Regions from separate parts of the Homo sapiens genome. Here region 2 is linked to region 1. Evidence: read pairs that join two places in POLR2A ChIA-PET (ENCODE). Cell type or tissue: GM12878. All regions are shown on one strand. Region 1 overlaps MGLL (monoglyceride lipase). Region 2 overlaps LOC107986129 (a long non-coding RNA gene).

Region 1 (2,500 bases):
GGCAAATGGATTATCACACAGTAGTGAAAAGCAAATAAACTAGAGCTGCACAAAGCAGCACTGATGAGTCTTAGAAAAGAAACACAAAGTGAAGAAAGCAAATCACAGAAGACTGAGTAAGTATGACTCCATTTTATAATGTTAAGAAAACAAGCAAAAGCAAATATACATATTTTTAGAGACTCATACTTATGTGATAAACACATAAAATAAAAAAGCAAGAGAATGAAACACAAATTCCAAGATTGTAGTTACCTCCAGTCACCTCCTGTCTACTCATCAAGTTGTTGGGGGAATAAATGAAACAGCTGAACATACCTGGCAAAAGGTGGGTTTCCAGCACGTGCTCGCTCCCCGCCTTCTCCCATTCCCTCCCTTTGTATGGTTTCAGAGGAGAAAAATGTATAAATTCTGGCATTCTCTTGGTGCTCGCATCCTTCCAGGGGAAGATCCTTCTGAATCTAGTCTGCATCTCTCCCACTTACAAGGATTTTCTCCTGTTCAGCTCTGCAAAGAGATGGGGCAGCTGGTCTGCACCTTCAGTTAGAATCCTGGCTCTCTTAGAGTGCAAGCGTTAAACCATCTTTCGGCTCAGTTCCTTCACGCTAAAAGCTCCCAGGTTTAACATGGAACAGACCTTTTTATTTTCCCTTGAAAACATTCAGTTAGATCTGTTGTCCTCTGTGAGATTACAGAAGTTCCCAAACAGTGCTAGTTCCATTGTTTGGAGCTCAGGGTCAGTCAAACCTAATAAAAGTACAGACACCTGGCAACCCAAGTTTCACTTCTGCTGAAATTATTGTTAAGTATCACTTTAAAAAACAAAGAAGATTGCATGAGGAAAAGCAAATTGCTTTAAAAAAATGGACGTTCATTACTCTAGGATGTGAGATACTATATTTTTTAACAAGAAGTGAAACTTTTAGAAAGCCTGGGTGATAAGCAACTAAAAACAGCTGAAGTCAGGATCCCAGAGCTTCCAGAAAAGGCAGGAGTTGGGTCAGCGAAAAAGAGTAATGAGTCACAAAGAGTAAATGAGTCTGGTCCTAGAGAGAACACGTGAGAAATGGCTCCGCTGCCCTGGAGACTTCAGCTTCATGCATCCCTGCCCAGGCAGGGCTGGGTGAGGGGAAGGGCTCCTTTCACCTGGGTTTAATGAATGAATAAGCACTATTCCAAATTTGAATTCAGCTAAGATGTAATGAAGGCAAAGAGAAAAGAGCCTCATTTGTTAAGCACTTGCGGTATGCCTGGCCCCATGCCAGGCCATCAGGCCTGCTACTCCTCTTGTTTGTTTATTTATTTATTTGTGTATTTTTATTTTTTGAGACAGGGTCTCACTCTGTCACCCAGGCTGGAGTGCAGTGGTGCAATCTCGGCTCACTGCAGCCTCGACCTCCTGGGCTCCAATGATCCTCCTGCCTCAGCTTCCCGAGTAACTGGGACCACAAGCGCATGTCACCACGCCTGGCTAATTTTTGTATTTTTTGTAGAGACAGGGTTTCACCTTGTTGGCCAGGCTGGTCTAGAACTCCTGACCTCAAATGATCCACCTGCCTCGGCCTCCCAAAGTGCAGGGATTACAGGCATGAGCCACTGCGCCCGGCCCTCCTCTTGTTTAATAATAACCCAAGCTGGGAGGGAAGAGTCACCATCTACCAGTTGGAAGATGAGGAGGCTAAGGCCAGTAGCACTGTATCCTGGAGGTGGCCAGTAATTACAAATGACCTGGGCAGATGTTCCAGTGAGGAGAATACAGGGCCACTTTGGTCTGTAGCCTCAATTTTCATAATGACCCTTATCATAGCAGTGAGCATTTATTGAGTGCTTCCTGTGTGCCCTGCTCTGTGCTAGCCACCATCCATTCCCTCCCTCACTAATCCTCACAGCACCCTCTGATGTGTGACTGTAGTAAGGTGGAGGTCACCTCTGTGTGACCTTGGGCAGTGACTTCACTTCCTGAAGGCTCAGCCTCGTCACCTGCAATAAGGGGCACTCACAAGCCCACGTCAGAAGGTGCTGTGAGAATTAGTGAGGGAGGGAATGGATGATGGCTAGCACAGAGCGGGGCACACAGGAAGCACTCAATAAATGCCCACTGCCATGATAAGGGTCATTATGAAAATTGAGGCTGCAGACCAAAGCGGCCCTGTATTCTCCGCACTGGAACATCTGCCCGGGTCATTTGCAATTCCAGGACATCACTGGCCACCTCCAGGACACAGTGAAATCATCAACTGCTTCTTTTTTTTTTTTTTTTTTTTTTTTTTTTTGTGAGACAGGGTTTTGCTCTTCTTGCCCAGGCTGGAGTGCAATGGCGCAATCTTGGCTCACTGCAACCTCCACCTCCCGGGTTGAAGCAACTCTCCTGCCTCAGCCTCCCAAGTAGCTGGGATTACAGGCATGCACCACCACACCTGGCTAATTTTTTGTATTTAGTAGAGATGGGGTTTCACCATGTTGGTCAGGCTAGTCTCGAACTTCTGACCGCAGGTGATCC
Region 2 (2,500 bases), 99 kb after region 1:
ATAAATATCCTTAATGTTGGTATGGCAGGGTTTATTGACTCCATTATTCTACCTTGTTGAAGTGTGTAGAAAAATTTTCCCCAAATCGTTTCCACCTTGGCACCCTTTAGCAATTTTTCCATGAAGTCTTAAATTCTTTCTGCATAGGAGATTTGGGGCCATTAACGAGCATGGTTGAGAAAGGAACTATGGTCATTAGAGGCCCCCAGACAGCTAGGTATTAAATGTGAATATAAGCTCTTAAACAATGTGTGTGGGTGCAGAAAAGCTCATTTTCTCCCGTTGAATGCTCCTGAGAGTCGACTTGGCCATCAATTTCTTCTTCCATGAGGACACAGTTGTAGATGTCATTGGAAGGGCAGGTGTGGCAGTCAAAGGCACTCTCCTGCCTTTCTTTGACCACTAAAGGTCATGTGGGAAAAACCAAACAGAACATTTTGAATATTTTTAGTGTAGTTCCTGCAGAAATTGCATCAATGGGAATCAAAATAGGGAAGTAAATTAACAGGTGCCCATGCCAATAATGCCCTTATCATCCTATGGGGTCAGCACTAGCATGAATTTTACAGCTGAGGAAACTGCACAGCAAAGAAGTTCCTTTGCTTGCCAATTGCCCTACGAGGAAATGGCAGAACAAGTCTGTGAACCCGATCCGTCCACCTCCCATACTTTCTCCATTGTAGGGCGACGTTATTGTGTGGGAAGTGTCCATTTTCTATTTAAAGAAAGCTTTCAAAATAAATGAAGTTTAAAACATGGGTTGATTTAAAGAAAGGTATTACATAAATAACAGAGCTTGTGGGTCATAGATGTGACAAAGCCATCATGTAAGTAGCGTGGCCTTGCCGAGGCTGGAGACACACAGGGAGGAGCCCAGGAGGGAGAGCTGGGTGTGGCCCCCACTCTGCCTGTGACCTGCCTACAGCCCCTCCTGGCTGAGGTGCCCTCCACATCAACATGATTTTTCACTTCTGGGCTTCAGCTTCCTGTGGGTCAAGATAAAGCTTGGCCCAGATGGTCTCCAAGGGTCCTCCCAGCTCTTAGAAACAGTCTTGCTGTGAACAGCTATTTTTTGCTCTGTATTTAAAAGCACAAGGGCCAGGCCTATTGGGAAAGGCCATTAAGTACAATCAAATCTACCAAGATGAAAATATAGGTTCCCGCCCACATGCCATCTTCTTTAAATGCATTTGGCAAGTCCAGAATGTCAGCAATTAGTAACCGGGCCCAAGCACGGTAATAAGATTTGGACTCACCAGTGAAGGAGAAATTCTTCCCCTGACTAATCTGGTTAGTGAAGCAGTTCAAAGTTGCACACGCTGAAAAATGTTCCACTAAGGTCATTATAAGTACAAATAAAGTAGACTCTGCTCGCAAATAAAAGTGGTGGGTCACACATGTGTATCTTCCTACGTTATTTTTTGAAAAAAGTTTTTTTAGACTTCTTTTGAAATAGATGCCCTTGACCTCATACTAAAGTTTCACCATCAAAGGCAAATGAGGTGGTAGTTATGTTTAGGTGGGGAAAGTCCAGTGAAGGGTTGGGTAACTGCAGAAACTGCTACATATGTATAGATATTTCCAGGTAATTTAGGCAAGGTTGTTGGGGAGGGAAGCAAACTACACAGCCTTTCTAAACAACAGCATTTGTGTGTGTGTGTGTGTGTGTGTGTGTGTGTGTGTGTGTTGGGCGGGGGTGGGTGGGTGTTCTGTTTTTTAATTGACTACTTTGAGTCAGAGAAGCTACACGGTGTGTACTGGTTAAGGGTACTGACCCTAGGAGCTGAAACACTTCTTGGACTTACAAGCTCTGTGGCCTGGAACAAGTTACTTAGCCTTTTTGCACCTCAGTTTCCTCATCAGTAAAATGGAGGTAATAAGAGTATATAATTCACATAATTATCGTGAAGGTTAAATGAATGAACATATTAAAGTGCTTACAGCAATACTTGCCATAGAGTAAATACTTTATGTGTGAACTATATTCTTATCTGTGAAACAGTGTCACCTCTCCCTCTAAACTGCTTTGGAAACACCACGTACCTGATAACACGTATCTTACAAAGCCAAGCTACCTTATGCAATGCTAAGTGCACATTCCCTTGTGTATTAAGCAAAACTGGAAAGCCTTGGGGGGAACTTTATAGCTGGAAGGTGTCCGAGACATCATCTAGTCTTAAAGTGTCATTTTGTAGACAAAGCAATTGAGACAAGAGAGGTGAGGTGATTTGTCCAGAGTTATGGAGCAACTTGTAACCTGGCAGCCAAATCCAGATGAGAACAAGGGTACTATTTACATCACCGCCATTCATTCCCAATGGATTCTTAGTGTTTCAGGTATGAAAAGAAATTAGAAACCAGGAATTAGGATGCTTGGGATCTCTCACTCACACTCTGCCACAAGCCTCTCTCCTAGCCTTCAAATCTGTAGCAGGTCTATGTGAACATTTGTTTTCTTTGTTTTTGAAACACTAGGCAATGCTCTTTCTTTTCTAACCAC

Evidence for each region. ChIA-PET counts read pairs that join two places held together with the same protein. Peaks named below come from ENCODE experiments on the same cell type or tissue, not always from the same donor. Only the 100,000 strongest peaks of a DNase experiment are listed, where the experiment ranks them.
Region 2: POLR2A ChIA-PET joins it to region 1 with 9 read pairs; 6 of 35 experiments call an interaction of 5 or more read pairs at or near these places.

Annotation. Positions count from the first base shown.
Region 1 is chr3:127,735,387-127,737,886 of GRCh38, forward strand. The region is part of intron 3 of MGLL (monoglyceride lipase); the gene reads right to left. Among named protein-coding and RNA genes, the nearest start is that of ABTB1, 64 kb to the left of the region's middle. In GM12878, no CTCF peak of the experiment used is centred here; a DNase peak (open chromatin) is centred at 1,005; H3K4me3 peaks cover 1,204 bases; H3K27ac peaks cover 2,194 bases.
Region 2 is chr3:127,834,090-127,836,589 of GRCh38, forward strand. The region is part of intron 4 of LOC107986129 (a long non-coding RNA gene); the gene reads right to left. Among named protein-coding and RNA genes, the nearest start is that of MGLL, 13 kb to the left of the region's middle. In GM12878, no CTCF peak of the experiment used is centred here; DNase peaks (open chromatin) are centred at 1,432 and 1,993; H3K4me3 peaks cover 2,073 bases; H3K27ac peaks cover 2,450 bases.